2 separate regions of the Homo sapiens genome follow, and region 1 is linked to region 2. A link is a loop called in an ENCODE intact Hi-C map of the cell type or tissue named here. Cell type or tissue: OCI-LY7. All regions are shown on one strand. Links, peaks and the distances in the headings refer to the core of each region. The heading gives the core; the rest is flanking DNA.

What was found. Hi-C counts contacts between places; a loop is a spot of excess contacts. Peaks named below come from ENCODE experiments on the same cell type or tissue, not always from the same donor. Only the 100,000 strongest peaks of a DNase experiment are listed, where the experiment ranks them.
Region 1: it touches region 2 in a loop (6-fold over the local background); 1 of 110 quality-filtered maps calls a loop at or near these places.

What each region holds. Positions count from the first base shown.
Region 1 is chr4:18,696,263-18,700,674 of GRCh38, reverse strand. All of the region lies in intron 2 of LOC105374510 (a long non-coding RNA gene), which reads right to left. Among named protein-coding and RNA genes, the nearest start is that of LCORL, 680 kb to the right of the region's middle. RefSeq lists an enhancer at 2,103-2,182. In OCI-LY7, for the core only: no CTCF peak of the experiment used is centred there; a DNase peak (open chromatin) is centred at 2,344; H3K4me3 peaks cover 621 bases; H3K27ac peaks cover 523 bases.
Region 2 is chr4:18,978,250-18,982,661 of GRCh38, reverse strand. All of the region lies in intron 3 of LOC107986263 (a long non-coding RNA gene), which reads left to right. Among named protein-coding and RNA genes, the nearest start is that of LINC02438, 480 kb to the left of the region's middle. RefSeq lists an enhancer at 1,756-1,805. In OCI-LY7, for the core only: no CTCF peak of the experiment used is centred there; DNase peaks (open chromatin) are centred at 1,271 and 1,971; H3K4me3 peaks cover 1,744 bases; H3K27ac peaks cover 3,541 bases.

The DNA of each region.
Region 1 (4,412 bases), core at 151-4,150, 280 kb after region 2:
ATGATGAATTGCTTTAAAGAGGAAAAACTTCTGGTGTATTTAACAAAGGTACAGTTCAAAATAGAAATATCTGCAAAAGCTCCTACATAACTAGATAATCCAGCCCTGCCTATCTCAACAATACAAGGATTTCCAGCAAAATTTACATTTTGCATTTAATATCTATTAACAACATTTTAATGTTTAAGCTCTTATCAATTATATATTAACTTTTGACTTCAGAATCTAATCCAGGAAAAGCTACAAAACACATAGACCTTTATGGCCACAATAAATAAATAATAATTTTAATGTCAAATTATTTTCATTTCAAATTTCAAAATAAATTATTTTATTATATACATTGGTGAATCAATAAAGAATTTTTGAAGAGCAAAAATATATTGGGATAACATATGGGGAAATTGTAATGGAAAAATGATTTCAAAGACTAAAAAATGATGCAGAATGCCTACCTCCTACAAAGGAGTTTGTGTATATCTTTAACATCCAATAAATCTTGAGAGATTGGTAAATGGATATTTATTATTTGAAATATGTACTTTTCAACATAGTTAATATATTGCAAATAAAAAGTGTATTATTAAAATGCATATGCCATTAACATTTATTGAGTATTTACTATGAACTTGGATCTTTGCTAAGAAGTTCCATAGACACTCCATTTCATTTTCACAAAAACATTGCATGACAGGGATGATGCCCAAACAACAGATGTGGAATTTGAGATTCACTGAGGTTAATTATTATGCCAAGGACCACCTAGCTAGTAAATCGCTAAGCTAGGAGTCTAACTTAGGTCTCCTAACAGTAACTTGAATGATGATACAGCTACCTGTTTTTCTATTTTTGCTTCAATAATAACAATTGTAACAATGCATCAGACATACTAAGAATCAATTTGTTTTTGGTTTCTTGTGATCTAGAAAGTAACATAGGCTATGCCATGATTCCTTCCTGCCTGCCTGCCTGCCTCCCTTCCTTCCTTCCTTCCTCCCTCCCTCCCTTCCTTCTTTCCTTCCTATATCCTTCTTTCCTTCCTATCATCTTTCCTTCCCTTCTTCATTCCCTCCCTGCCAAACTCAACAAGTGATTATTGATCGTATTGCTTGTCCAGCACTTTGCACTGCAATGGGCAGGGGGGGTCTGTGCCCTATCTTACCATATAATTTATAGCAAACTTTGTAGCAAGAAAAGCATCTGTTGTAGGAGTTCAGACAGGAAATAATTCTGCATGTTAGTACGTAAGCATTTAAGTTGAGTTGTAGAACTTGTTAAGATCACTTCTCAATATGACCAGTGCTTAGGACTTTATGAACGATGATCTCAAACTTATTAACCAATTGCCCTTTATCTATTCCTCACAACAAAGAGAGGGCAAAAATCAGCTTATGTGATGGAAGCATCATAGAAATGGGATATTAAAATGATATGAATTCCTTTAAAAGTATATAAGAGCAGTATGAGCTATGTTGAGTCAACACCCTTCCTCTACGTTCTCACTGTCACCTGGACGTGCCTCTCTTTGGCTTTAGTGTGCTTACTTTTTAATACTTCCATCTCCCTCTGTTAAATGATAAATTATTTAAGGAATCCTGAATTAACTTGGTACTTAGTGAAGCCTGGATAGTAGCAAATTCTAAATAATGTGTGTTTCATCAATGAATAATGAATAAAAGCACTACCTCTTGATCATACTATAGTAGTATGCAAAAATCAGGAAGGGAGAGGAGAAACCAATCGCTGGTAAAGTGACATTGTCTTAGCTTTGAAATCATTTCAGGAGTGAGAGGAGGTGGTGATGTTGTCCAGATTCCACAAGAAATGATAGACATAATTACCTACCTCACTACCAGAAACCAGGGCAGGGTGCCATGCAAAGAGATTTCCAGTCAAGGTGATAAAGACCAGTATAAGAGCACATACACAATCGGAAGGTTTGTTTCTCACTCACACAGCAGTCCAGAGGTAAGCAGGCCAGGTGTTGGGCTCAGAAAATGATACCCCAACGTTTGGTGCTTTGGCACGCTCAGCACGAAGAACTAAAGGAAATGAGAGCTTTCAAAGCTGCTTTGGAATCAAGGACTCTCTGACCCTCCCTAGTTTCTCCTACCAAGTGCAGGGAGGAGCTGTCCCTGAAATTTCCTTATCTGACTGAGGGAAATTCTTCCAAAAGAAACACGATTGCCTTCAATCTCCTGTCTGAAATCTTATTGACCAGGGAAGATTAATTTGTATTGCAGGAAAGGAAACTAAAAGTCGCCAGGCCCAGGACAACACGCCAGGACAGACTTTTCACTTCTTCTTTCAGCTACTTTTCTAAGGGCTGTTACCTGAGAAACTTGATCTGCGTAATAAGACAGCCTTTGCTCACCATTGTTTCTCTCCTTATCCTTCCATGGTATGTGTCACCACCTCCCCTCCCTCTCAGAGGCCCCCGTTTCTTTCTACTTAAGTTTCTGCCACCTGGTCCCCTCTTTGAACCTCATATTTTGTGTGACTCTCGTGTTTATGCACACAATACATTTGTATGCCTTTACCCCAGCTTTGTCTATTGTCAGTTCATTTCAGCAGACTCGATTATAGAATCTTCATTCAGATAGGGGAGGAAAATGTTTTGGGGCCCTACACAGTTGTGATATACAGTTGCACACTTCTGAAATTGTTCAGGGTATGCTACCCACAATATCCCACCTTGGCATTTAAAAAAAAAAAAAAACAGAAGCAGAAAGGTCTTTCCAGCCTTCTCTCACCATTCTCTCCTGAAGCAGGTTATAAAACCTATGAAAGTCACTCTCTGGCCTTTCTCTCTCTTCTTCCCTGAAGACTCTCACATGACAAGTGTCCTGCCCTGTACCCAGAGGGAAGGAATGCCACACAGAGACACCAAGAAGAATCTGAACAGACATTGCTAAGTTCCTCGCCCACCCCCGCCGTGTATTACCATTAGACTATACCCCTTTTCAAGCCCTCCACTCTGACTTCTGCACGTGTTCATAAAAAGTTTTCCTCTCTTACACAGATCTTTATACTAAAGCCTCCCATGTCACATAAAAGTTATATCAAGTAAATCTGAATGTTTTACTCTTGTCCATCTGCCTTTGGTTATGGGGGATCTCAGCTATGAAACTTGTGATGGGTAAGAAAAGGAATCTTTTCTCCCCTGTGGAACCTAGGCTTATTCTGTCGTATTGTTCTGTCATCTTTAATATGCAGCTCCCCATTTGGTGGTTTAAAATGACTAATGATGGGACTTCGGAAAACAATACCCAAAAAATACCCCAAAACAATATCTTAAAATGAAGCCCTCAGAAGCAGCCTCAAAAACCAAAGTTTTTCTCTGACATTCTCCTGCCCTCCAGTCTCTCAGTCCCATTCTCCCCAAAGGCTACCCATAAAACCTAGAATCCTTCTTCCCCAAGGCAGATCACTGAAACCAGAACCGCGTTTCCCCCCAAACCAGCCATAAAACCGAGTAATACTGGTGTAAGTTCTTCTATAACTTTCTGTGTAAAAACTACAAGGAAATGACCTAACTCACCTTATTTGGCTGTAGGTCATAAGACCCCCATTCTAGAGAGGGTCCTGGCCCACACCCAGAAGAAAGAAATGCATGCTCAGAGGGGCCAAGAAGAATCTGGACACACAGGCCTCGCTGGGCTTCCCAACTCAGTCTATTAGAATTGGATCACACCCTTTTTGTCCAGTGATATGTCTACACAGCTGTCCATAGTTTGTTGAATCTAAGCATAAAATAGACGATTTCCCCTGTATCTTTGGCTTTTCCTTCTAAAGACTCCTGTGTGTACATGTTAAATAAACTTGTATGTCATTCTGTGAGTTGATTTTTCAGTGAACCTTCAGCAGGCAAAGGGGAACTTTTCTCTTGGCTCTGACACTATTTTAGTTCCTTCCACCACATGCAAATTCCACTGAACAGAAAAAGGAGAGAAAAGGAGTATGTATATATATTCTTTTTCTCCATATATATATATATATATATATATATATATATATATAGACACACACACACACACACACACATATACATATTGATATGGAAAGGATTCAGGGAAGTGTTGGGTAGAGGAGGTTGTGGTTCCTGGTTAGGGCTCTGGCCAGGGCCTGTGCCCGTGGACTTAGGTGCCAACAGGCATTTCTGTTTTCCTGCCCAAATGTTGCATTTCCCAAGACCACCCTGGCCTGCCACACCCCCATCCTGTGCCAATAAAAAACCCGGAGACCCTAGCAGGCACACACACAAGCAGCTGGACGTCAAGAGGAACACACCAGCGGAAGAAGACAAGCGGCTGGACATGGAGAGAGAGGCACTGGAAGGCCATCGACCGGCGGAACGATGTGGCGTTTGGCTGGGGCGGTTGGAGGAGAGCCCAGCCGCTAAGCAGCCTGAC
Region 2 (4,412 bases), core at 255-4,254:
TGAAGGAACACACCATCTTTAAGAACTATAACACTCAACATGAGGGTCTGCGGCTTCATTCTTGAAGTCAGCGAGACAAAGAACCCACCAGAAGGAATAAATTCCGGACACAATAGTATATCCTAGTCAGTGCGTACAATGCTGGAGATTCATGGACATGTCACCACTCAAGGACCATGTGTCATGCACAAACTGTCTGGCATATAATGGGTGCTCAAAAAATGCCATTTTACATTAAATATTTGATTTCCATATTTGATGGGGATATCCAGAGAGGCAATTAAAAGCAAAGAAGATATTTTCATAATATAGAAATTGCCTAAATAAAGTGAAGGAAAAATTTTTGACTACTGTGACAAACATTTGCACTCCAAAATATTTCAGAACTGCTTTTAAAAATTCTATTAATTTAATTCTCAAACTTAGCCAGGAGACAAAGGAAGGGAGCTGACAGTTCACACCAGTGATAAAACAAATAGCAAATAAAACCTTGACAATTTTTTAGCCTCATTAATGAGCAACTACATGTTTGAATATATATACATGTACCCTCTGTATCCATGGTTTCTGCATGGGTGAATTCAAAAAATTGCATATCAAAAAATGTTTTTAAATGGATATATATGTCTGAACTAATCATGTACAAACTGTTTCCTTGTTATTTTTCCTTAATACAATATAACAATGATTTACACAGCATTTACATTATATTAAGTATTATAAGTAATCTGGAGATGATTTAAAGTATACAGGAGGATGTACATAGGTTATATGTCAATACTACACCATTTAATATAATTGACTTAAACATTCATGGATGTTTTTGTATCTGCAGGGAATTCTAGAACCAATTCCCCACAGATACTAAGGAAAGACTGCATATATATATGCAAATATATATTTATGTACATATATGCAAATTAAATTTTAAAATAAAATTTTATTTTAAAAATTAAAATTTGAAATGATTACTTAACATGAAAAGGCGCGATTGAAATAGATACATTTTGATAGCTCCAACATTTTTATTTTACCTAATGCTGACAATCTTTCTGGAGATAAGTTTTAAAATGTCTTACTGTATTGGAGAGATGCTACCATATGACCTGATAATACTCCTGTATTTTTATTGATACATGACAGTACTTCTAAATACTTAGCAGCTTATAATGACACATATTTCTTGTATCACGTTTTGTAGGTCAGGAGTCTGGGCATGACTTAGCTAGATTCTCTAAGGGATGCACAGGCTGCAATCAAGGTGTCAGCCAGGAATGAAGTCATATCACAGGTTCGAACGGAAATGATTCACTTCCACCTTCATTTGAGTTGTTTGTAGACTTCAGTTTTTTGCAGTAGTAACACTGGGGGCATTTGTTTCTTGTTGGTTGTCGGCTGTGGAGACCACCCTCACTTCCCAGATACCATCCACTATCCCTTGCCACACAGGGCTTCCCAACATAGCCACTTGCTCCCTCAAAGCCAGCAGGGAGATACTCTGGTAAGACAGGCACTACAATTTTATGTAAACGTAATCATATACACGTAATCACATACATTCCATCACTTTTGCCATATTCTGCTGTTTAAAGTCACAGGCCACCACTGCTGCCTAAATGCCAGGGTTTCAGTCTAGGTCCTGCTGCTCACTGCACAGAAAGCCAATCACTGAGACAATGAGTATTGCTGGGGAAGAAAGCTTTCTTCAGGTGCTTTGGTTAAGGAGAACAGATCAGTCTCAAATCTGTCTCGTCAACTGGCTAAGTTTAGGGGTTCATATAGCAGGGGAGAAGTTAACTATGTGTAGGAACACAGGAATTAGGGAGGGGTAAGGAAGAGGAGCTGGTCAGCAGGAAGCCAGTGGTTGCTTAGGTAGTCATGATGAGTGAGGAGCCTGGTATCTCATTGTCTGGATGCAGCGATCTGGTGAGTTTCAGTTCCCTAATACCACCTGGGAGGCCTGAAGGCCGGTTTCCTGGGGAAGGAACTCAGATGAGACAAATTTAAGTTTCAAGCTTTAAGACCAGGAGAGTCAGTTTCTATGTTTATCCGAAAAACAGTAGACAGCACTTCTATGGTACAACTGGGCTAGTTTCGGCACTACATGTAAAGGGAGGAAACTGAACAAGGCTGTGAAAAATAGAAAGTGGAGTTTATGGGGAACACCTGAAGATCTATTTGTCTGTTACAACCATATCTGTGATATAGTTCAAGGAAATAATTCAAAACAGAGAAGAAAGATTTAGACAATATTGTTTATTTATGTACTATATATTATTCCTGCTAATTGAGAGCAGTTTTAATTCACAAATAAGTAATTGCAAGAAGAGGGGAGGATATAAATGTCTAGAATCTGGAAAATCAACCCAATTTATATATTACTGTCCATATATGAAAACAAAGAGGTTAACACACGTATAACTGAAAAATAACTAAAAGTAACAATAAAGGCACAATAAATATAAAATAATGAATACATAATCATAGCAACTAGACTAAAATTTACTGGTATATATATTTGAATTAGGAGAAGCTACAATATTTGTGAATAAATTTTGGTCATTACTAATTTACCATCCTTGCAAAATTTAGCTATTGTCTACAGTTCTTGAAAATCAAAGGATAGCAACCTATAAAAACATGAGTTATTGAAATATGGAAAACAAAAATAATTTATAGATATGATTTTTTAAAACCCTGTGATTTGATTTTTTAAAAAGGCTCACAAAACTGATGAAATTTTAATTAAAGAAACAAAAGAGAAAACAAAACTACATATTATGACAAATCGGAAAGGAGACATATTATATTTTTAGGTTTAAAATACTTATGTGCAAATATTGTGTGCAAAACTAGGGCAACAAATTGGAAAATTTGGAAAAAAAAGGAATGATTACTTACCAACGTACAAATTATCAAAATTGATCCTAAAAAAGTAGAGAAGTTAAACAGACATAAACTACAAAAAATTAGTGGTATGAATGAAATATTTTGCCATTTAAAAATAAATTACCTTAGATATCTTTATAGATAATTTTTATATCATCTTTAAATAACAGGTAATCCAGTGCTGTGAAAGAATTTTATAGATCACAAAAGATTGAAAGCCCCCATTTTATTTTTAGAAACAAGTGAAACTTTAATATCCAAATTTATCAAGATAAAAAAGATTTAAAAAGCTGCGCTGATCACTGTAATGATAATGTACAATTTTAAATTTAAAATTAGAATTTAAATCCCATATTACAAAATGACTGTATAGTATAAGTGAAATCGAGCCACATTATTCAAATACCGAAATAATAACTGCATATGATATATCAAATAAATATATTTAAAAGAAAAATACAAATTAATATAGCAATGTATTAAAAGTACATTTGGTACAATTCAGGCATTTTTTATTAAAAAATTCTAAGGAATATAGTGGACATAATACTATTCAAACAAACAGGAAAAATCATTCTAAAGAATTAAATGTAATATCATTTCCATTAAAATTAGGAGCAAAACATAATTTTATATGGTTTGAAAATGCTAGTTAATACAATAAGTCAAGAATGAAATATGTATATAAATCTACATGATCATTGGACAAGAAATTTTTCTCTTAACAGATGATATATTTTTATAACTAGAATCATCAAAATAATTTGACTAAAACAAAACAATACATACAGAAAAACACACACACACAAAGAAAAGATGAACCATTAAAATTAGAGACTGATAAAGACTTCAGTATAATAGTATTTCCACTGTTGTCCAGTTAAAATAAAAAATGGAGAAAAATCTGATGAAGAAAACAACAATCATTGATGGAAATATATAATCTAAAATCTGAACAAATAGAGGAGCAACGATGTGTTTTAATAAGATTATAATTTACAAAAATGTAAATCCTTCCATATTTACAAGATAAGTATATTATAAATCAAATTAGAATACAAAGTTATTTTAAAACTGGATATATTGATATAAAAGTTCATGGAAAAATAAAATTTGATTGTGGCCAAAAGAAAAAAAAAAGGAATACTGGAGGGAAATTTGCCTTAGCAAGTACCAAACTTACATTAAAGCTATTGTAATAGAAATGGTATGGCAAAAGCATAGGTATAGTCATATTGATTAGAATAATTACTTCAAAACTGATCCAAAAGAAAATATGATTGAATATTTGAGAAGTTATAATTTAATTAGTTAGCAAAATGGTACTTCATTTTACAGCCAGTATAAGTGTTTAGAAACTTATAAGAAAACAAAGCACATACCACATACAAAAAATTCTTACAGAAAATTTTAATGTATAGGTTAACTGTCTCATATATAAATAATTATAACGTGTACAAATATATATAAAATAGTATGCCAATAATAAATAGTAATATGCAAGTATATTTTATAACTTTTCA